Regions from separate parts of the Mus musculus genome. Here all the other regions are linked to region 1. A link is a loop called in an ENCODE intact Hi-C map of the cell type or tissue named here. Cell type or tissue: left cerebral cortex. All regions are shown on one strand.

Region 1 (8,000 bases):
CCAAGAACATGTTTGCCATCTGGCGAGTGCCAGCCCCTTTCAAGCCCATCACTCGCAAAGGTGTTGGGCAGCGCATGGGGGGAGGTAAAGGTGCCATCGATCACTATGTGACACCTGTGAAGACTGGCTGCCTAGTAGTAGAGATGGGTGGACGGTGTGAATTTGAAGAGGTAAAAGGTATCCTGAACCAAGTTGCTCACAAGTTACCCTTTCCGGCAAAGGCTGTGAGCCGTAAGACTCTAGAGAGGATGCACCAAAATCAAAGAGAGAGAGAACTTAACAACCAAAACCCCTGGACCTTTGAGCACATAGCCACTGCCAACATGTTTGGCATACGGAAATTCCTGAGCCCATATGACTTGACGCAGAAAGGGCGATACTGGGGCAAATTCTACATGCCCAAGCGTGTGTAGTGAAAGCGCGAGGAACATGTGCGCAGCCTCCTGAGCGACAATCTGCGCCTTTACTGTCCTGAGGGTCTTTGCTGGTTCTTGGATCCTAACTAAGCACATGAGTGAGTGACTTCTGAAAAACTGTGTCACCTGGTTGATTCTAATTAAAGTTTGAATGTAACCTCAGGGTACAACTTCTCTTTGGTCAGTTTCAGTTGCTTACAGGATTAAGGACAGTTTGATAGCCAGCTGTCCCAGCACTCAGGAGGCAAAGATGGGTGGATCTCATTTGTGTTCAAGGCCAGTCACATCTACAAGCAAGATCCTGTCTCAAAAAAAAAAAAAAAACCTGGCTTATCTCCGGACCTGAAATGTGTCTTTGCATGTTCTCAGCTCTGGAAATGTAATATGTACACTACCTAGTCTAGGACATTTTGCTTATTACAAATGTATTTTTTGGAGTAATTCAAGGATAAAAACAACAGTACAACTAGTACCCAACAACTAGTGGGTTCAACAGATATTTATTAATGCCCAGCTGCCCATCTTCTGTCAGTCTCAGAAGGGAAAACATGGAATATGACAAGGAATTTAGCAAAAGAACTTTAACAAAAGTTGAAACCCTTCCTAGATCTGAAGCTAGCTAAGGAGGGGCATCTTGGCTCTCTGTCCCTTTAGGAGCTAGTGTATGTAGAGCACACACACACTGCTGGATAATTGAGGGTCCCATGTGATCCAAAACTTCATGGTGCCAGCTTCATTTGTCCGTAACAAGAGTAATCAGTTTTTCTGGGGGAACCAGCATTCAAGTAAGTTAACACTTACTTTCAAAAGTTAGACGCAGATTTTCATTTATTTTTAATGAATGTAAAATGTAATAGTCTCAAAGTAAATTATTTTTAAAGTGGAACACAGTGACACTTGAGTTAGAAATGTGTTTGGACCAGTTTCTTGCACATTTCACTGACCTGCAGCCTATTCTACCACAGACATGGTGAGGCTGAAGCAGCAGCCTCGTCCCACTTTATCCCCTTGGCTTCCTTCCATTGTTCCAGATAACATGGTGTGCTTGTTTGGGAGCTGGGTCATAGTATAAACTTCTTTCTTTTGTTGGAGGAATGAATTTATTGAATGAACCTCCATCCTGAGACCAACTATCATCTCTGACAAATGAGAGTACTAATAGAAATTTATACCATCAATACAAAGCCAGCTTCTACATAAGCACCATCCCTCAAAACAGAACACTGTGACAGGTATGGTATGGTAATAGGGGTGTTGCCATATTTTTCTATGTGCCTCTGATTAATAAAAAATCATGTTCCCAATGGTACCTTAAAGAGTTAAAAGCCAAGCTCAAAGACTCATCCATGAATGAAATCAAAGCTTGACTATAAGTAAGCAGACATCTGAAAGTGGCAGGCACTGTGTGCTAAGAGAAGGGACATGGTAGTATTCGAGATAGGCATAGTGCCTATCCTTAAACAATCTATGAATTAAAAACTATTCTTGGACCCTGAAAGAGGAAGCAGACATGTGGTTGGTTAAGAATGCGACCTAGAAGAGCCATTAGAGTAAAAGTAGGGAGTACCATGATCTGAGAGACAGCCTCACTGAGTTCAGTATGACCCTGTTGAGTTGGGCATGTTGTAATGCCTGCCTCTTCACCACCATCCTGGCCTTCAGGCTGTGTGTGTGTTGTGCTCTAAACAGGGACCCGTTCGTTATGTCTCTCTACCATGCAGGCCAGACCTTTAAGGGCCATCTAAACCAACTGTATATTGCCGTGCTCCCTGTTCCTTCATCCCTATCTCTTTCAATTCTACATTTTCATTAATTTGTTCATTTAATAAACAGTTGATTGGTGCCCTGTGTTGTGAGTTTCCTAGTGAAAAGAGACATAGCTGAGGAAGACTGAGGGGAGACATGATGGCACCACAGAGGTGGAAGATTGCAGATGCCCGTTGAGATCCCATCTGTAAAAGCAGAACGAAGTAAGAGAAAATGGAAAGAAAAATCATATTTTACACAGCACGGTGTTCATGGCCAGGATACCACCTCTTCTCTGCAGGGGTGTGAAACTACTCTCAAAACTGTACTAGCTTGTACTAACCTTGGGAGCAGGGGATTTTAAGGCAAGTCCGATGCAAAAATTAATTCTATTACCATTTCCAGGTACAAGGGCTCAAGATTTTACAACAGGGATGGCCATCCCTCACTGTTGAGAAACATGATACTGCCAGGCTCCGTCACGAGGCAGACTGCGACCTTGCCTCACTAACCACCTACTCCCAATAGTTCTCCACCTACTTCTCTCCAAAACATCCCTTTTCCTTGGTTTTCTCCAAAATTCAGCTATTCCTATACCCAGCCCTCACCCCCTCCTTATTGTGCATCCTGCTGACACCCAGAGCACCCAGAATACAAGTGTGTCAAGTAAGTGACAGCAGAGCTGGCCCTCCCCAGAAAGCTTACCTTTTTCAGGCAAATATGCCCCCAATGGTAGAAGCCAAGATGATGGCAAGGATAATACAGCAGATCATGATCATGATCTTCTTCTGCTCATCACAAGGAGAGAGAAATACATGAGAATCGACATCACTGTGCAGATACACACTTTGACAAAAAGGAGACAGATGGGGCCAGACGTGGAGGGACAGAAGGGACAGGGAATGCAGAAGGAAAACGGATGGATCTGGCTTGTGTAGAGAATGTTTCCAGGTTAGACACTTAGAATCAGACCATGATGTGAGTGTCCTCTCTGCCTTCTGAATAGCATTCTAACAGATATTTCTAGAGCTTCTGCGGCACCAAAAGTTACCACATGGTGGCGCCAAATCACCAAAACATTGCAGAGAGATGGCCCCAGAGCTGTTTTACAATCAGTATAAAGTCATTTATTTTTAAATTAGCAATAAAATAATCAAGTTTACATTTAAAAAATTACAAACAACAAAAGCCCTTCATATGTGGCATTTCAAACTTTCAGCTGGCCTGAAGGAGGAGAGAAAAGGCCTGCACTAAGGGTTGTTTCCCCTCCTAGCCGGAGTCAGTCCTGCCAGACATCACAGCCAAAGGGAGGAAGGCATCCCTGAGGCTCCATCTTGAATGCTGGGTGACTGAGGAGGTACCTTTACAAAGAAAGCTCATAGGCAGTGCCTAGACTAGATTACTACTCATCTATCCCATAGAAACATTAAATTGGGGGGTTATATACCCAAAATCCGGGATACTGGCAGGGACCACCAAAGGTCTGAGGCTTATCACTAACGATTTCCAGGCTATTGCCTCCATGATAAGAATTACAGGAGACAAAAGAAAGCAGGAAGAACTGCTCTAGAGCCTCCCAATTCTTCCGCCAGACAGAAACATCACATGGATAGTGTAAATAACATCAGACGGGTGTGAGAGGTTCTCTGGACAACCCTCTTGTAAGCAACAGATGGAGGTAAATATTACACACTATCTGCTATGCAGAAAACTTCGATGGGAACCAATTTAGTCCTTACTCCAAAGGTCTCATTTGATTCCCATATCAGCAGCCATCCAGAAAACAAGCTTGATGGCAAGGGGGGAAAAAATCACATTTCTACAGTGATTCACTTGAGGTAAGCATATATTCCCTAGCTGATTTTAGCTGCTGCTTACCTTTGTCTTTTTTTTTTTTTTTTTTTTTGAGGTCATAGTATCTTCTAGTTTTCCTACTTCCTGAGAGGCAGACAATTATGTACATATCTCTCACATACATAATTACAAAAGTACACCTGGAACACACAAATGACTGACATTTCCAGAGCCTGAGACTGTAGCACCTTGTCCCTGGACCAGTTTTAAATCCCTGGTTCTGGTTGGCCTCAAAGTAATGTCTTCACAAAGAGCAATTATCTAACAGTGACTAGCCAGCAAATTCTATAACCTTACTCTTTGCCAATGGTAGCTTCAGAAGACCTGTCACCCTGGTCTCTCTAAATAAACAAGAGTGAATATAGAGAAAAACCAATGTGACCCACAATGAAGTTAGAGCTTAATTAAAAGGTAAATTTCAAATAAGCCAACTTGTAAGACCAAAATGGCATCTATTAGTCTTTCATGTTTTCAGGACAGCAAACAACAAACTAAGGATTGGCATCCTGCCAGCTAGGGACTCTGTTCCAAGCCACATTTACTACTAAACTTAGAATTCCTCTACTTTGTTAGTTATTCCCCTACAAAGTATATTCCAGGAGAATACTCCATGAGGTAGAAATACAGTGCCTTGGCTTGTCTCACGGGGATTGTCCAAGGCACAAAGCATAACCTACACACCAACACACAGGGTTGCTTCACAGAGTCCAGAAGAGGGTACTTCAGCTGCTAGGATGGGAGGTGGTTTTGATGAGAACTCAGGACTGCATCAGGTAGGTTAGATTCTTCTGGGGGTAGATTGTTTGCTGAGCCAGGTCCAAGGATGGTTATAAGGAAATAAAGTAACAGGTACCCCCTCATTCTCAGGGAGGCCTTTCAAACTCTGTTCCCGTCTGGAGACAAGAGTGGTCAGGCCAAGCTGGAGTGAAAGCTGGTTCTAAGAAAGGTGGGGAGAGGGGAAGCTGATCAGTATTCAGAACAATGTTAAGGAACAAGGGGAATTAGCCACAAACCCCAAATGTGGAGATCAAAGATCAGAAATGCCTATGAAAAAGAGCATGCAGCAGTCAACACTAATTGAAATAGCCCAGAGACAAACCCAGGGCTGGACATGTGAAATAAAAGAATGCTGCTATTGTGGTAGAACTAATAAAACCTCTAGGTAAGTGTTTCTCAGCCTTCTTGATGCTTTGACCCTTTAATACAGTTCCTCATGTTATGGTGACCCCCAACCATAAAGTTATTTTCACTGCTATTTCATAACTAATTTTACTCCTAGGTGCCGATCAACCTTGCTTTTACTAGGGAATATTGAACAATGTGCCATAAGTCACAACTTAATGTTACATGATCTGGTTAGTCAACTAAAAATGATATTGTTAGCCTCTTCAAAAATGAGTCTTTTACATCCTGAATTCTTGACATTCGGAACAAGGGCTGAGAAGCACCATGAATTTGCAAAGCATCTTTCATCTGAGGATATGGAAAGATAACAACTAATACATCTTTATCATCATTATTATTATTATACCATACTTTTCATTGAGATAGTCAGGACTGAGCACAAAACTGAAACTTTAAGAGACAGAAGTAAGTCATCAAAGACTAGAATAACAGCAAGAGAAAAAGAAGGGAATCAAAAGACCCAGAGAGCTTGATTGCCTTATCACTGTTATCTTCCACTTAAGATTTAATAATCTGACTTCCAGATCTCCAGCCACATGGACAGGGGACAATGCAGTGACACACTGGGGTACAGCTGAAGTGAAATGAAAGATCAGCCCCAGTGTCAACATGGAAGTCTGCATCGACTTTCAGAGAGGCTCAGGCCTGTTACTTCAGTAATCTACTTTCTGAATTTATAATAAAAGAAAAGAAAAATCTCACCATACTCAATGATAGCAAAATAATATAAAAAAGAGGTTCATGCCTGTTACTTCAATAATCTAGTTTCTGAATTTATAAGAGAAAAGAACATTTTCACTGCACTCAATAAAAGCAAAATAATAGAAACTCCAACCCTGAGGAAATGCTAATGCCCTCACGTTCAGAATTAGCGTTCAACAGGATTTTAGTGATAAACAATGATCTTATGATTTTCTAACTAGATAAAAGCACTATATAATTAATGTAGTCTGAACTATGCAAAACTAAGTGTGTGAACCCGCCACATGTTAAGAAAAATAATATTACAAGGTAACTTTCACTTGTCTATATCTTAAACGCTTTTAAAAATAACACTCGATTTTATCCAGAAAACAAAAAAAAACAAAAAACAAGAAGGTTCTTAAGTCCCAAGGATGACTAGATCATTTTTATGATGCTCACCCTTATTAAGCCTAATTTACTGGCCAGCTATATCTTAATAAATTTTAGTTGACAGCCTAGAGTTCACTGGACTTTGTAGACAATAATAAACACTTTACAAAAAGAAATGAAGATGTAGTAAAGCACTCTCCTAAGTCCACTGTTAGCTGTGTGAATTTGACCCTTCTCTAAGATTTAAGTTTTTTTCTAAAATAATACTACCTGTCCCATAAGAATGCTGTGAGGATTCTGTTACATATATAAGGTGTTTATCAGTCTCTCTGCTATGACTCAACACTTTAAAATGTTACCAAGTACCTCATTCAAGAGCTGACATTCAGCTACAAACATAACTCTTAAAGCCTGAGGCTGCAGCATGAAGCTTCAGTTTTATTGAAAAAGGACAAGGAACACTAAACCCAGCATCCATGAAGGCCACTAAGAATCTAGCAGACGGCTCCCAGATTACATCCACCATCTATCTACCCATGCTTCCTGGGTACAGACAGTCGGAATGAGGTGCTAAATGTTCTAAGTGACAAGACAGTAGAAATAAGCAATCAGAGCTGGGCGTGGTGGCGCATGCCTTTAATCCCAGCACTTGGGAGGCAGAGGCAGGCAGATTTCTGAGTTCAAGGCTAGCCTGGTCTACAGAGTGAGTTCCAGGACAGCCAGGGCTACACAGAGAAACTCTGTCTTGAAAAGCCCAAAAAAAGAAAGAAAGAAAGAAAGAAAGAAAGAAAGAAAGAAAGAAAGAAAGAAAGAAAGAAAGAAAGAAAGAAAGGAAGGAAGGAAGGAAGGAAGGAAGGAACGAACGAACGAACAATCAGGCTCCAAAAAACCCAGAAGACCTGACCCGTATCCTGCAGCCAGAACCCAAGAATGGAATTTTAAGGAAATTAAAGAATTAAGGCAACCAACAGTTTTAAAGCCCATTGTGACAGTCATTAGAAAAGAGTAGAGTTATGAAATCCCAGACTAATTCCTCAGGAGAAGCCAATCCAGAACCCTTGGTCTACTTACATTTCAGTGCAGCAGCCCCTTAGGCCACTCTTATTTCAGCCCAACGGACAGTCCAATAATCAACGCTAAAATGCCCAGCAACACAACTACTACCACAATGATAATTATCAATTTCTGGAGAAAGGAATAAGAAATAAAAATAAAATCATTATTACAAAAAAAAAAAGGCAATAGTAACTCATCTAAAAGGTAGCCTTTCTTATCTCTTACAATGAAAACCATCTCAACCCATACATCTCTCTATAAAAAATGTTCTCATGGATATTTTACATTTCTTAAATTTCGTCTTGCCTAGCAGTGCCAGCAAATGGAAGTGTGGAGAACCTACAGCTCTCAGTTCACATGCTTGCATATGTGAACTCAGGGCAATCAGTATCATGAGGTCTCCAGCAGCACCTCACCAATCCATAAAATGTTTGTAACACAGTTCTGATTACCAACATGTATTCATCTGTCCTCTTAAAAACCCAGTTATATACCTTAGACTACATATACTGAATAGGTGTCCAAAATGCAGTTCATCATAGATTCAGATGAAAACAATTTGCGAACTCCCTCAATAATTGCACAAGCGTGCTAGGTGCAGAAGAGAATGAAGTAAAGAATGAAAATCTCAGAGACCAAGAGAAACAAAGAATAAAACAAGGCAGAGGT
Region 2 (8,000 bases), 130 kb after region 1:
CAAGTCCCTGGAAGAGCTGCCAGTGTATTTAAGTGCTGAGCCATCTCTCCAATATCTAATATTGTTTTCGAGACAGGGACTTACTATGTAGCTTTGGCTGGCCTGGGACTCATTATGTAGAGCTGGTCTCAAACTCACAAAGATCCACCTGCCTCAGCCTCCTGAGTAGTAAAATTAAAGGTTAAGTGTCACCATATCCACCTGTTTTGCAAGTTTTTAAAAATGAATAGTAAATGTATAAAGTGAGAATACCTTTTAAAACTGGAGAAAACATAAATCCAAAGAAGGTTGACATTGTTGTGAGGTATCCACCAGAAAGGGCTACTTGAATATGGTTGGTTAAGTCAATAGAAAGACTTTATTAGCTGGCCTTCGATGGATGTTCAGCAACTCAGTATAGTCCTAAGCCTTTCTCAAGGTGAGCTTTTAAGCACAAAAAAAAAACTGACACCTTGGGTTGACAAGTCAACTGGCCAGAAGCAGAACTACAGGAGCCAAAAAGCAAGGTCATTATATTTATATATTTTGCCAGCCTATGAAACTTTGATGGACTTCAATGGATTAGGTCTTTGTTCTTGTTTTAGCAGCTACTGCTGCCTGGATACATGCTGGGTTTTATAGCACTAATGGCATTTCCTTTATGTCATTAGTTGTGCTAAGGTCTGGAAGCCTCTAACAGTATGGTGATATCTGATACCTTTCTCAGCTTTGATTTTTTATTTTTTTAAGACAGGGTCTCTCTCACGTAGGCCAGATGACTTTCTGTTGATACTTTCAATAAAGTATTCTTTGACTCTTGATGCTCCTACCTCTATCTTGGACTGAGTGCTGTAACTATCAATGTGCCACCACCATACCTGGCCCCTTCTCAGCTCTTATTGAGACAAGGTCTGTGTATCCCTGGATGGCCGGGAACTTGCTCTGTAGACCAGGTTGGCCTCTAACTCAGAGATTCACCTCTCTGCCTCCCACATGCTGGGATTAAATGCATGCGTCACCATGCTCAACAAAAATCTTATTTGAAACATTTTTTTCTATGTCTTTAATGTTTTGGTTTTTTCCAGACTGAGTTTCACTGTGTAGTTCTGGCTGTCCTGGAACTTGCTCTGTAGATCAGACTGGCTTCTAACAGTGATCTGCCTGCCTCTGCCTCCTGAGCAAAGGTTTTTTTCCATCACCATCCAGCTATGTCTTTAATTTCTGTCCCCCATTATATCTCTCCATGTACTTTCTTTCAATGTATAATTCACTTACATTTAGTAATGACAATTAAATTCCGGGTGTGAATGTCACTGGATCTCAAAGCCAGCTAAAATGCTGGGCCCTGCTGTGAGGGATTTTTGTGGTCAGATTATATGAAGTGCTGAAGACCCATCCATGGGTAGACTTCAAAAAAAGGAGATAAAGATGAAACTGCATTTTGCCAGGTGCTTTTACTCTTGTGGAAAAGTACATTCCTTTGTTGATATTAGAACCAGTTTCTTCATGCTTCCAACATAGGCTGAAGACCATCATCTCTCCAAGAATCCTCCAGGGTGACAGGGCCAGACTGGGACTGAGACACCTGCCCTTGTGGACTGAACAGCTACTAAAATCTTGGGCTTCCCAGTGAGTCAGCTATTGGTGTACTACAGGAATGAACTGTGTAAGCCAATCTATGAAGCCCTCTATTAACAAAAACTCTATTGAAGCAGTGGTTTTCAACCTTCTTAATGCTTCCACCTTTAAGACAGATCCTCATGTTGACGTGAACCCTAAGCACTAAATTTTCATTGCTATTCATAACTGTAATTTTGCTGTTGTTGTGGATCATAACATAAATCTCTGAGATGTGAAGGGATCCCCAAAGGGATCATCACCCCAGGTTGAGAACCACTGCTCCTGAGACTCCTAATACACAAAATTTCCTACTTTCTCGTAGGAAATTAGACTTTCTTGTAGAGAATTTCCTACTTTGTACTTTAGCTGTACCCTAAAACTGGTAGGTTTTGTTTTTAGGTTTTTGGGTTTTATTTTTAGATTTTGGGGGTTGGGAAGGCAGTTCATGTGGCCCAGCAATTAAAGATGACCTTAAATTCCTGGTTCTGCCCTCACCTCCCAAAGTACTGAGGTTATAGGCAAGAGCCACCACATGCTCAACTCGGATGCATCAGTATGTTTATCATGAAGTTTTAAATACGTTCTACTTTCCATTGTTTTCTTGATTACTTCACAGATTGGGTTTCTGAACATAATTTTTTTCTATTTGTTTACTATTTATTTCTAAATGACCAGAAAACAAGATTTGGCATCACCAAATTCACTCTTTAAATGTGTAGACTAAATTGGACATGGTGGCACACACCTTTAATCCCAGTCCTTGGGAGGCAAAGACAGGCAGATCTCTGTGAGTCTAAAGTCTACATGGTGAGTTTCAGGATAGAAAGGGCTATGGTATATAGAGAGAGACTGTATCAAGAAACTAAAAATAAAAAAATAAGTAAGATCTGACTAAATATTTTCATGCTTCAAGGGCAAAAATGTCTCCTTTATAACCTCGCAGACCTTTTATAGCACGTGATGGCGACTCGTGTCATCCTGAGTGGATAAAGCAACTACTAAGATGAGTAGTCCACATACTTGAGGGTGTGTCTGAAGATTTTGTCAGAGAAAATTAGATCATGAGCACTGTAATCTAATGAAGAGAGTGTCGTGATTATAATGAGTGATTCAAACTATGAGGGTTTGGAATTGTGATGCCATTCCTGGGAAGTCCTGGAAGGTCAGAGGAAGTGGCAGCTGGTGTGTGCCCCTTGGAAGCTTAATCTTTTTTTTTTTAATTAGATATTTACTTTATTTACATTTCAAATGGTGTCCCCTTTCCTGATTTCCCTCGGAAAACTCCCTAGTCCCTCCCCACCTCCCCCTGGTCACCAACCCACCCTGCTTCCTGGCCCTGGAATTCCCCTATACTGGGGCTTAGAGCCTTCACAGGACCAAGGGCCTCTCCTCTCATTGATGAGCGGCTAGGCCATCCTCTGCTACATATGCAGCTAGAGCCACGAATCCCACCATGTGTGCTCTGTGGTTGGTGATTTAGTCCCTGGGAGCTCTGGGGATACTGGTTAGTTCATACTGTTGTTCATATTGTTGTTCCTCCTATGGAGCTGCAAACCCTTTCATCTCCTTAGGCTCTTTCTCTAGCACCTTCACTGGGGACCCTGTGGGAAACTGAATCTTAAACCTCTTCTATAGCTCAGGTTTTTTCTTCTTCTACAAGAAACAAATGGCCCTTGCCACACACTCCCACTCCAAAACTTGCTAGCACCAAGCACAAATTGCACCCTCAGAAACCTGAATCCAAATTAACATTTCCCCATTTAAACTGTCTACTCAGATATTTTGGTCACAGCACAAAACTAATAGTAGCAAGCCAACAAAAGACGTTTTGTAAATGAGGGGTGGCAGGCTTAAAAAAAGAAGTTATGTCCAGAGTTTGCTAGCTCTTGGTCTACATAGCCTCTCAGTACTTGGGTAATTGTGAAAACCTGTTACCTCACAAATGAAAGTTTGTTTCATAACTCTTGAAAATTACTTATTAGCTTACCTTGCCTTCTCTTCAAGAGTCAATTCTATTTGCTCTTAAGTGATCAGATTTGGGGATTCAGATATCTTAGCTGCCAACTTTGCAACAGTTTCCGGTGGGCAGCTTAAGGCTATCTACTTCTCTCTAACCTCCAGGTTCCTTATCTAGAGAGCAGAGAATGTAACTATTCGATTACTACTTAGTGAGGTAGATATAATTTTACCCATTTTACGAAAGAAAACCTGAAGGGTCAGATGTTTAGAAAGACATGCCCAGTTTCACGCAGCAGTGAAAAAACACGTTTCCCAATCCAGAACTTCTATTTTCAAATCCAATGCTTATAGTAAACTAGTTGATTAATCCAGTCACGCTAACAGTAACGTGTTAAGGAATTAAAGTTCACCATTCATTCCCAGGTGAGACAACCGCCTGAGTGACACTCGTGAGGCAGAGGCAGGCGGATCTCTGCGAGGACAGCCTAGTCTACAGAGTGAATAACAAGACAGCCAAGGCTACACAGAGAAACCCTGGCTCAAAAATAAAATAAAAAATAAGACACCCTCTCAAACGGTCTCGCTACAGGCAATAAAGCACCAAAGCAGCAGACTTCTAGAACCAGGGTGCTGAGGCGGAAGCTGAACAAACTCCGCTGGGCTTCATCCTCAGCGGAAATGGCTGTCCACAGCGCCCAAGCTCACCGACCTTGCTGCGGTGACCCCAGCCCCAAGGCTGCGCGGCCCGTTAGGGCTCTCCCGCTTTCCAACGGGGTGAAGGGCCTGGCATCTAAAAATATCACCTTAGATAATCCTTGTTAAATGTGCCTTCGTCTTTTTCCTAAAACCAAACGCTGTCAACACTTTGGCCTCTATCAATCACAGCCTTGGCCTCCCGACTGATTCAGCCAGCGACCTGTCCCTTTCCAAGAATACTGACTTGCCATACTAGTCCCCCCTCACAGACCAAGTCAAGGCACCCCGAGGAGGACACTGGACGTTAAATGAAATCACCCAAGAATAAATCCCCGATGTTCTCTGCTGAGACGCTTCGGGGGTCGCATCCTGTGACATTCACAAGGCTTTTCTCCGCCCAATCAGTGACGGGAACCTCGTGACTCAAAAGCACTGCGCAACTGTGCAGTTAGGAAAACGGAGGAGGAGCCGCAAGCCGGGGCTCTCTGGGTCATCCCTCTCCGACGGCCCGCGCGTGCGCAGTGTCTCGCCTAGGGATCTCTTTCCCGCCGCTCACACTAGGAAGCCAAACGCCAAATCTGTCCCCGCGCAGCTGCCGCCGCCGGGGCGCCCGCCCAGCCCGAGGCGCGCCTGCGCACGTCCCCACGCACGCTCCGGCGTACGGCGGCGGCCAGGGGTCGCGAGCCGGTGGGAGACCCGCGCGCGCGGAGCAGCCCGGGGAGTCGGCGCTTCTTTTCCCTCCCTCCCCCCACTCCCCTCCCCGCTCCCTTCCCCCCTCCCCAAGAATGTTCCGCTACGAGGTGAGTGGCTGCGACCGGAAGTGACCCCTCCCTCGCCCGCGCGCCCCTTTTTTTTTCCTCTGCTCGCCCGTCGCGCGGGTCTTGTGCGGCTGAGGAGGGGGCAGGGCGCGGGCGGCTGGGAACCCCGCTTCGGCCGCGAGGCTCGGGTGCGGCCCGCAGCGCACCGCGGAGGGGCGGGACTGGCGAGAGCCGGCCGCTGGTTTGCGGCGGGGAGAGCCCGTTAAGTGCGGTAACCTGACCCTTGGCTTGCGCCTCTGCTCGCGGAGCTGCCTTGGAGACCTGCATGGCTCCTACCCGGTGGTTTTTCCTGAGGCAGAATCCCCGGGGAATGCCCACGGAAGCGTTTCCCGCCCTGCCCCCGGAACCCCTTCACCCGGATTACACACAGCCCTGTGCACGCGGGCTGCCGTCAGGTGGAGGGGCAGGGACTGGTCCTCGGGCTGAGACTTCAGTCGGCTTGGAAAGAAGGCTGGGAGTGGGGAGGGGGGCGTGTCCCGCAGAAGTTCCTTCTAGGAGAAGGGAGAAAAAGTGTGGGTTTGGCGACGTTGTTTGGAGAACGGAGCTGTTTGCTGACCGTCTCTTACTGCTGTGTGACCTTGAGCAACTCCTACTCTTGGGGCCAAACAGACTCCGGATTTGTAGTTTAAGGACTGAGCTAGGGAAATCCTTACCGAGTCATCCTGATTTGGTCCAGTAGATGATTGCCATTTCATAGAGAGTTGCTAGAAGTTGCTTCTGGTGTGGAGGCAGTTGCAGGGCTGGCTCTTTAGGGGGAGGAAGATTGGGTAGAAACGGCCCCTAAAAGTTCCCAGGTAAGTTATATCACAAGCTGTTCCCCTAGAGTGTGGAATTCCAATTTGGAATCTTTAAACATTGGAAACAGTAGAAAGCTTGAGCTTACACTTGTGACTCAACTCACTTTTTGTAAACATGAGGAGAGATGATGAGATACTGTGAATAGAAGTTGCCAGAAGCAAAGAAAACTTAGTAAACTGAATAAATCTGTATTGGGATAAGTGATTGAAATTAGGATATACCAAGCTTGTCTAGTGATTTTTACTCCCTGGAGACTGCGGCAAGAGAATCAGGAGTTCTAAGCCAGACTGTACCTAGAGAAATAGTAACTAAAACAAAATAAATTAGAGCATACCCAAGATGTGATGGGGATTCTAGTTTTTGTTCAGCTTTCTAAAATCTTTGCTGTGTTTAATCCTCACACAGATTTCTTTCAAAGTTGTGTTTGGCTCAGAATTACAGTTTAAGGCACAGAGGTATAATACCTAGTACAGAGTCTGAGACATAGAGGTGTCTGGGAGCTGGAGAGATGGCTGCTCTTCCACAAACCCCTGGTTCAGTTCCCAGCACCCACATGGCAGCTCACAGCTTGTAACTACAGTTCCAGGGGACCTAGCATTATCACATAGACAACTTTGTAAGTGTAGAAAGAAGTTGTGATTGTTTTTTAACGCTTAACTTAAATTGCAGCTAAAAAAGATGGTGTTCTGTTTTCTGGCTAGAGTTTAGTCCTACAGGAAAGAGGAAGAAAAATGGACAGACTTAAAAGCATTGGGAAAACGACAGGGATGTAATGAGTAATATGGAATTTTGTTGAAAAAGTTACATGAAACTCAGGATGATAAAGTATTCATTTATAATTACCACTATTTCAAACAGTGATATAAAGGAATTTTGTATCATTAAAAAGGCCCAACTTTAAATGACTATATAAATGTCTTGAGAAATTAATCATCCTTTTTTTTTCTTTTGTAGTCTTTGGAGGATTGTCCTCTAGATGAAGATGAAGATGCATTTCAAGGCCTGGGAGAAGAAGATGAAGAAATTGATCAATTTAATGATGATACCTTTGGGTCAGGTGCAGTTGGTAAGTGACATATTTTATACTGTCTTTGTTGATCTCATCACGACTTTGGTATTAGGTCCACCTGTAATGTGAGTTTTCTGTGTATGCATGTGTGCGGGGGTGGGTAAGCGTGTTCCATGGCTGTCTTGTGAAGGCCAAAGGAAGGCCTCAAGAGTTGGAGCTCACATTCTCCCTTGTTGAGCCAGGATCCCTCCTGTTTCTTCCACAGAGCTACATATGTAAGGCTAGGTGACCCAGAGATCTGGGTCATTCCTGTGCTCCATCTTCTGTCCCAAAGTAGAATATTCGGATTACAGATGTTGACCAATTCATCCAGCTGTGTTCTGGGGGTTAGACTGAGGTTGTCAGATTTGTACATAAATTGATTTTATTTGTCAGATTTGTACATAAATTGATTTTTATTTACTCAGGTGAGCTGAGTGTTCTTCCTGACCCAGTTTTGTTTATATAATACAGTCTTCACTAAATAATAGCAGTTCATCTTCTGTACTGCTCACCAGGGCCTCTTTGCTTCACCTATAATAGCAGGTATTCTCAATTCTCTGTAGCTATAGGTTGCCAATATAAGGAATTTAAATAATTGGAAGTAGACATTTAAATGAGGTTGAAAGTAATCCTGGATAAAGGATGTGTTTGTAGAGAGTTCAAGGAAAACGAAAACTAGTGGATATATCGAAAATTCTGACGTAGTATGTAAGACATTTTAAAATTCACTTTACCACAATCAGATGGAGGAAGAACTTGAGTTCTAGGCTAGCCTAGACTACATGGAAAAACCTGTGTCCCAAAAAAGGGGAGGAAAAGCTAGGCAATAGTGGTACCCACCTTTAATCCCAGCATCTGGGAGGCAGAAGCAGGCAGAGCTCTGAGTTCCTGTCTCACACACACCCTTAAAAGTGGGAGGAAGCTCCTAGGCTATCACTAGTATATTGAATAATAATTTCTACTGTCTCAGAAGTGTTTTCAGCACAGTGGAAACACTATGCAAAGAATTTGGGTGATAAAATGTTCTCATAAATTAGTAAAAGTACTTAGAACAAGTTCAGAGAAAGTAGACTAAGGTA
Region 3 (8,000 bases), 160 kb after region 1:
ATTATTGTGCTTTTAGAGGAGATGGGAGATTCCCTCCATTGCCAAACAAAACTCCACATACTTGGGATTATGATATACTCTGTCCAACTATTCATAAGCTTAGCATCTATCTTGGGTTTTGTTGTTTTTGTTTTGAGAGAGTCACATTGTGTGTCCCTGCCTATCTTTAGTTTCACAGAGATCCGGTTGCCTTCCAAACGCTGGTATTAAAGGTGTAGACCTTTGGTTACTTGTTTTACAACCTCTTGGAATGTGCTCTGAGTAGGAGAAAGTCTGGTTACCATCTAAAAGCAATTAACTGGTGACACTTGGGAGATTGGCACAGAGTTCTCATTGCAGCTTTGATTATTAGAAAATGACCTAATAGCAGTCCCATTAATAAAAGAGCTTAATAATCACAGATATAATTTTAGGAATTCTTATAGGATCATCACTAAGTCTTAAGTCATCTATTTGTCTATATAACATCACTACTAGATGGTACATCTTCATGCAGAGATCTGCTCCAAAGGGGTGTGCTCCTACTTAGTGATTGTTATGTATGTTTAATAATGACAGGAAAAGCATATTAATAGCAGGAATCTTTCCTAAAATGAGTCCCTCACAGCCTTGCTTAATGACGGCTCACCTGTCGCAGATTATATAATAATCCGAGGCAGCTGCAGGATGATCACCTGCTAGTTATTAGCTCGTCCCATTATGGCTCCTGACAGAAGTGTTAACTCTTTCTGTGTCGTCTTTCTCCTGCTCATTGTCTGAAGCAAACCTAATTGTGATGTTTGATAAATCCCAGATACTAAATGTAAGAAGGCTACGTCTGCTAATGGCTCCTTTCTCTTTACTCAAGGTCTCCTGAGCCACAACTTACACAAACATAGAATAGACTTCTTTTCAACACAACCTTTGTAGTTTCGGTCTGATAAATGTGATTTATCCCTATATAGACATGTAATGTAACCATTAAATGCATTTAGTTGAAGAATATTGACATGGAAAAGTATTGAAGAGGTTGAAGTGCTCACAATAGAATACTTGTCTAGCATACAGGAGGCTCTGGACTCAATTCCCATTCTGTGGGGGCAAAAAGTAAATTACAAAGCTATGTAAATTCTATGTGCCCTAATAACACTTACAGGTTAACCCTGAAAAATATTTAATTTTTACTTAAATCAAATTTGATCACACTTTTATATATAATATGGGCAATGATTTCCCATATTTGTAAAACTTTCTACTTTTTATTGTAAAAAGTAAAAATTGGTTGGAATTAGAAAGTCATCTTCCACTTTGGTAGTACAAAATGATCATAAAGATGAGTGTTGCATAATTTTTAAAAATGTGGGTTTTCTGTATTGCCTTTATTGACACTAGATGGCATTCTTTTTGCAGGCCAAGTGATGACCACTTTGTACAGATCATGTGTATCCGAAAAGGGAAGAGAATGGTTGCCCGCATTCTCCCTTTCCTCTCCACAGAGCAAGCAGCTGACATTCTCATGGCAACTGCCAGGAACCTCCCTTTCCTTATCAAGAAGGATGCCCAAGATGAGGTACCCACCATGTAGGGCAATTTCCTTATAGTTCTCAAGTTGGAAAACTTTGGCTCTTGGTTATACTTTTGTGGATGTCAAATATGTCAAATATCCCTCTTTGCTCTGTTGTCAGTAACTTCACATTAGCCTGGAGGTTTAGTTGAATGGTGTCCCACAGGGTAAATCTTTTTTTTGGGGGGGGGGGTGGCAGGGGGAGGGTTTCGAGACAGGGTCTCTCTGTGTAGCCCTAGCGGTCCTGGAACTCACTCTGTTGACCAGGCTGGCCTCGAACTCAAAAATTCCCCTGCCTCTGCCTCCCAAGTGCCAAGATTAAAGGCATGTGCCACCAGTGACCAGCTGATAATTCTTGATTAAAAGATCTCTGTTTATCCTTGTAACAGCTCTTGGAAGATTAGCTAAATTTCTTGTACTTTTTCAAGTTCAAGACAAGAAACTGGTAAAAGAATAATTAGTGGACTGGTGAGATGGCTCAGCTGGTAAGAGCACTGACTGCTCTTCCAAAGGTCCTGAGTTCAATTCCCAGCAACCACATGGTGGCTCAAAACCATCCGTAAAGAGATCTGACGCCCTCTTCTGGAGTGTCTGAAGACAGCTACAGTGTACTTACATATAATAAATAAATAAATCTTTTTTTTTTAAAAAAAAGAATAATTAGTATTAGTACATATAGGATTCAGAATGAGTTATCTGTGAGGAAATTAATTGTAGTTGATTAAAAATTTAGAAATAATCACCTGAGTACATGCCTATGTACTTCAAAACATGAAAGAGGTAGACATTACTACTGTAGCCTTTGAGATTTTAGTATTTACAGAAAGGAATGAAAGGTTTAAATCTCATCAGAAGAATGCAACATACACACTTTTTAAAATATATTAGTTTTTTTAGTTTTACTTATGAGTAGTTTGCTTCCCTGTGTGTATGTGCACTGTGTGCACGGTTAGTGTCCATGGAGGTCAGAACAGGGCATTAGATCCCTACAATTGGAGTTAAGGCTTGTGAACCTCCATGTGGGTGCTGGGAATTGGATTTGGGGTCCTCTGTAAAAGCAACAAGCACTCTAAATAGTTGAACCATCTCTCCAGCCTTCAAACTAGTACATTTTTAAGAGACTCCAAGAATGAAAAATGGAGTGTAGGAAAAATTTAAAGATTTGAGATTTGGGGGCTGGTGAGATGGCTCAGTGGGTAAGAGCACCCGACTGCTCTTCCGAAGGTCAGGAGTTCAAATCCCAGCAACCACATGGTGGCTCACAACCATCCGTAACAAGATCTGACTCCCTCTTCTGGAGTGTCTGAAGACAGCTACAGTGTACTTACATATAATCAATAAATAAATCTTTAAAAAAAAAAAAAAAAAAAAAAAAGATTTGAGATTTATCCTAAAGAATAAAAGACCAGAATAAAAAGGTACACCTATTTTAGAGCATAAATGCCAAAGGAAGTCAGTGGCGCAGTGGGCACTTTGTCAGTTATGATCTCATGGGAACCCAGTAATGGAAGCAAGTGTGGGAGAACCTCAGTCATTTGGTGGATACTCACTGAATACTACAATCCAGGCACCATTTTACATCATAGAACTAAAGCTAGGAGTACAAAAAGATCTTCATGGGGCTAACTTGCTAGTGAAGACGCTTAGTTAACTCTGTAGAAAAGTTGTGTGGTAACTCATGCCTGATTTCCCCGCACTATGGGGACTAAGACAGGAAGATTGCTGTAAGTTTGATACCAGTCTAAAAATATGTTTGTAGTTCATTCTCTTCCTCCCTCTCCTGTGTGTGTATAAATATTTATGTGTACATGCATGTGCTGAGTTTTTAACTTATGTGAATTAAAAAGTAATAAACGATGTTTCTAGAATCCATTTTCTTTAAGTAATAGCTGGTTCCAGGCTTTCTCATGGGAGTACAGATAATCCTGGTCTTACAACAGAGGCAAGAGAACTACTAGGTTACTAGGGATGTACAAACCAATTTGAGGGGACTCCTATTTGCCAGAAGTTACACATTTAACATCAGAAAGAAAAATGACAGCAGTAGGCTGAGTTAGATTTTATTTAATGAGTTCATACTGATAACAAAAACATCAATCATGTGCAGTGAGTGCTAGGTCAGTAACTCATCCCAAAACTGAACCAGAAAGAATCAAATATTTATCCTTCTTTTCCATGACAACCAAACGTCCTTGCACACAGCGATAGACTGATTTTGTATATGGCAAGCAGCCTGCTGGCCACACCCACTGGTGGGAGGTGAGTGAGGAATGGTTTGCAGGGTGTAACGCTCTTGTTTCTGTTTTGTAGGTGCTGCCATGCTTACTGAGTCCCTTCTCTCTCCTCCTCTATCATCTTCCTTCAGTGACTGTCACCAGCCTTCTGCAACAGCTAATGAACCTACCTCAGAGTGCAAGTGCACCAGCGCCCTCCAACTCTCACCTCACTGCTGTGCTCCAGAACAAGGTGCGCCTGTCAGTCTCTGTCCTTGGAAACTTACCACTACTGTAGCTTTCTTCCGTTCAAGAACTTCATATCCATCACTCTAGCAAAGGCTAGAACACAAACAGTGGTTTGGAAAAATTAGTTTCTGGTGAAATTTGTAGCGTCGAGTATTAAGTCTTCTACAGTTATTCCTGTCATATTTAGCAGTAGATTCCCGTTCTCAGAAGATTCTTGCTTCAAAACTGTTGTGAAAGTTAAAACTGGCTTGGCGTGAGGAACATAGCTGGGTGTGGATGATTAAGGTGTAGATTAGGTGTCTATCCTGTTTTATTAGGACATTTCCCAGAAATTCTAACAAGCTTCTCCTGAGTAGCAGTGGCCAGGACATGGCATGCCTGACATGCACCTTTCAGCTAATGTCATGTTAAAGATGTAAAGACTAAGACAAAACTTGGTGCACTTGTATTTAATCTCAGCACTCAGGAGGAAGGCTGGCATATAAATCTCTGTAAGTTTAAGGCCAGCCTAGTGTACATACCCAGATTCAGTACAAAACAAAACAAACAAAAACCTCTTAGAGGAAACCTAGTAAGAGGATCATGGTTTCTAAACAGGCAAGTTTCAGTCCTAGCGTGCCCTATTACAGCCTGATGATAGGATGCTCAGCTGGTTTTCTTTCTATTTTACTTTTAATAATTTATTTTGTTTGCATTGGTGTTTTGTCTGTATGCATGTCTGTGTGAGGGTGTCATATTTTGGAGGTATAGACAGTTGTGAGCCGCCATGTGGGTGCTGGCAATTGAACTCGGGTCCTCTGGAAGACTAGTCAGTGCTCTAAACCACTGAGCCATCTCTCTCTCCAGCCTCTCAGCTGGTTTTCTGATCTGTGTTGTGCAAGTAGTGATGAAGACTTTGCATAGTTGTCATAGTATTTAGATGGTGCCTGCTATGTAGTAGGTACTTGTTTAGAGCCATGGTATACAATGGGGGTCAAGTCTCAGCACCCCTTTCTCCTTTGACCTACCAACAATAACAAAGTATCTGAGGCAGTAGAGGATACCAGTATCCCTCAGGACATACAGTGACCAGTTGTGCTCTTCCTGTTATTTAATCTCTGTTTTAATTTTGATAAGAGCAGTAGAAAACCAAGAAGTCATACAATATCCTGACTCTGGTGAAAATTTGCTTACATATATAATGCAGGGAAATTTTGTGGAAAAGAAAGATTATCCTTTGTAATACAAACACAGCAAAGTAGAATGAAATTCCAGAGAGAGTACTGCCAGCATCACATTTAACCTAGTGCTGTGGCATTTTCATTCCATGCCCTTTCAGAGTTCATGTTGCTGATTTTTAGGCTTCTATTAATAGCCTTTGTAAGTTTGTAGATTTCAGATAAGAAAATACTCTGTGCATACATGCACACTTTGGAATGATGTGCACATAGAGGCTATATAGTCAGAGGGTGGCATCAGGGCTCTTTCCTTGATTATTCCCCATCTTTGCTTTTTGAGATAAGTTCTCTGACTAAACTTGAAGCTCACTGTTGTGGCTAGACAGGCTGCCATGTGCGTTAGTGATTTGACAGGCTCCAGTTCCCAGAGGCCGAATCACAGGCACACACTACCATCCTCAGCTTTCTGTGATTTCTTGGGATTGAAGCTCAGGTCCTCACTCTTGCATGCAGGTACTTTACCAGCAGAGCTATTTTCCTAGCCTCCGGAGTATAATTTTTTTTTTAATTTCCTTTCAGCTTTGATTTTTTCCCCTTTGTATATTTCTCTATATTTTTGTTGATTTGTTTTGTTTTGCTTTTGAGCCATTGTTGTGTATTCCAGGCTGGCCCCTAACCTCCTGTGTAGTGTAGCCAAGGGTGACATTGAACTTTTAATTCTCCTGAATGCTGGGATTATAGGTTTATATGGTGCTGGGAATCAAACCTTGTGCATGCTAGAAAAGAATGCCACCAACTGAGCTATATCTCCAGGGTCCCATGTAGCTCTTAATGCCTTTTCTTATTTATAAAATAACTTTACTTAATTTTCTTTCTTCTAATTTTCCATGAACTTTGACTTTTCTTCTTAATCTCTTTTGATTCTTTTAAAAAAGAGAAAGACAAAATCATTAGATTATCAGTGACTGGTATGGAAAATATTTTCACAACAGGATAGGGTATACAGAAGTGGCTTTCTATGCTTGTCATTTGCTATGTGAGAAACTAAAATTTAGAGGAAAGACAACTTTAATTCCAGGCTTGCCTGACCTCTCCGCCTGGCTACACAAAGACTTTGGTATAGAGGCCGTCCCATTCAGTGCCATGGTCCTATCAGCTGATGTGGAAGAGGCTTAGGTGCACTGTATTTTGAGTTTTGCTGTTGTTGCTTTTAGATTTGTTTTATGTGTATGAGTGGATCTGTTTGTTTGCTGCGTGTGCATCCTGTGAATGCCAGCAGCTGGTTGTGAACTATTATGTGGCTTCTGGGAACTGAACTTTGATCCTCTTCAAGAACATGTGCTCTTAATTCCTGATCCATTTCTCCAGCCTTTTAGATATATTGTTAAGTTTTTTTTTTGTTTTTTTTTTTGTTTTTTTTTTTTTAAAGATTTATTTATTACATGTAAGTACACTGTAGCTGTCTTCAGACACTCCAGAAGAGGGAGTCAGATCTTGTTGCAGATGGTTGTGAGCCACCATGTGGTTGCTGGGATTTGAACTCTGGACCTTTGGAAGAGCAGTCGGGTGCTCTTACCCACTGAGCCATCTCACCAGCCCTATTGTTAAGTTTAATTCCATCTGATTTCTGTTATAGTTTGGCTTGTCACTGCTCCTAATCCTACTAAGCCGTGGAGAAGACCTACAGAGTTCAGATCCTGCTATAGAATCAACGCAAAATAACCAGTGGTCAGTATTGATAGCTTATCTCCTATTTTAAATATTTAAAATTATCTTTGCTCTCCTTCTCTTTCCCTTCTACTTCTCATACTGTTTTGGGTTTTCTCTCATAGGACAGAGGTGATGTTCATGGCAACCCGAGAACTTCTACGGATCCCCCAAGCTGCCCTGGCCAAACCAATCTCTATCCCTACAAATCTAGTGTCCCTTTTTTCTCGCTATGTTGACCGGCAGAAACTGAACTTGCTGGAAACAAAACTGCAGTAAGTTGTGAACACATTTCACTACCTTGGTATCTCAGACATCACACCATGGGGAGGATGAAGTGGAATGAGAGTAAGAGATTGAGACATCCATAGAGTGTGTGTGTGTGTGTGTGTGTGTGTGTGTGTGTGTGTGTGTGTGTGTGTGTGTGTGTATGTGTGGCGCGCGTGTGCGCACGCGCTAAAACAGATCACTGTATTGTGTGTGACAATACCTCAGAAAACAACACAAGCTGAGAGGCATCTAAGGTCTTGTATTATGAGAATTCTTGTAAAGACCATAACTTGAATGCAAAAGATTGATCCTGTTTTAACTTACTCATACAAACAAGTCGTCTTTCTCTTCATATCCTTAGGCTGGTTCAGGGGATACGGTAAAAGATCTCCAGAGTATCCTGTACCTCCTGTTGGCTGCCACCTGCACTGCTGCCATCACCAATGGAGTGTTTTTAATGAGGGAGGGGAGGTAGCTTATGACCCAAAGCAAAGTCTTGTGGGATCCATTCCTGTTTTCAGAAGTTAGCTCTGAATGCCAGGTATTCCCGCTGCTCTGATACTTCTGCTGGGTGGTACTTCTGCTGGTTTCTTTTACCTTCTGCGTTACACTTTTGCATGTCCTACTTTTACTCAATTCTTCTCAATTTTGCATTTTCTTTGCCCTAGAGACACAACAAACGTCCCTTTATCCCATCACCACTATTACAATTCAAAGTAGGTTGTAGTATACCAAAGGACTCCTTCCCGCTTTGAAGTCTTTTTTTCATCTCCCCTTATTAATATGATTATAGGAGAGTCAAAATTAAGTAGAAGTCAAGATATAGGTAAATATATAAACACCCTACACAAACATTCGTAT

The links. A loop is a pair of places that touch in the nucleus more often than their neighbours do. Peaks named below come from ENCODE experiments on the same cell type or tissue, not always from the same donor. Only the 100,000 strongest peaks of a DNase experiment are listed, where the experiment ranks them.
Region 2: it touches region 1 in a loop (5-fold over the local background); 23 of 42 quality-filtered maps call a loop at or near these places.
Region 3: a loop joins it to region 1, with 3 times the contacts of the local background. A loop is called at or near these places in 6 of 42 quality-filtered maps.

Annotation. Positions count from the first base shown.
Region 1 is chr19:11,774,221-11,782,220 of GRCm38, forward strand. Mrpl16 (mitochondrial ribosomal protein L16) reads left to right here. Exons shown (of 4, transcript NM_025606.3): 4 at 1-736. The coding sequence ends at 413. Stx3 (syntaxin 3) reads right to left here. Exons shown (of 11, transcript NM_152220.2): 10 at 7,347-7,460; 11 at 3,265-4,953. The coding sequence ends at 7,377. Among named protein-coding and RNA genes, the nearest start is that of Mrpl16, 7.8 kb to the left of the region's middle. In left cerebral cortex, a CTCF peak has its summit at 3,230 (motif pointing right); a DNase peak (open chromatin) is centred at 3,213.
Region 2 is chr19:11,907,524-11,915,523 of GRCm38, forward strand. It overlaps Patl1 (protein associated with topoisomerase II homolog 1 (yeast)), which reads left to right and starts at 4,876. Exons shown (of 19, transcript NM_172635.3): 1 at 4,876-5,054; 2 at 6,825-6,936. The coding sequence starts at 5,040. It overlaps Gm31092 (a long non-coding RNA gene), which reads right to left and starts at 4,884. Exons shown (of 2, transcript XR_386559.3): 1 at 4,573-4,884. In left cerebral cortex, no CTCF peak of the experiment used is centred here; DNase peaks (open chromatin) are centred at 3,321, 4,249, 4,757 and 5,383; H3K4me3 peaks cover 2,692 bases; H3K27ac peaks cover 1,482 bases.
Region 3 is chr19:11,935,831-11,943,830 of GRCm38, forward strand. It overlaps Patl1 (protein associated with topoisomerase II homolog 1 (yeast)), which reads left to right. Exons shown (of 19, transcript NM_172635.3): 15 at 1,390-1,549; 16 at 3,854-4,009; 17 at 6,799-6,890; 18 at 6,995-7,144; 19 at 7,501-8,000. The coding sequence ends at 7,522. Among named protein-coding and RNA genes, the nearest start is that of Gm22272, 6.2 kb to the left of the region's middle. In left cerebral cortex, CTCF peaks have their summits at 1,362 (motif pointing right) and 2,100 (motif pointing left); a DNase peak (open chromatin) is centred at 3,832.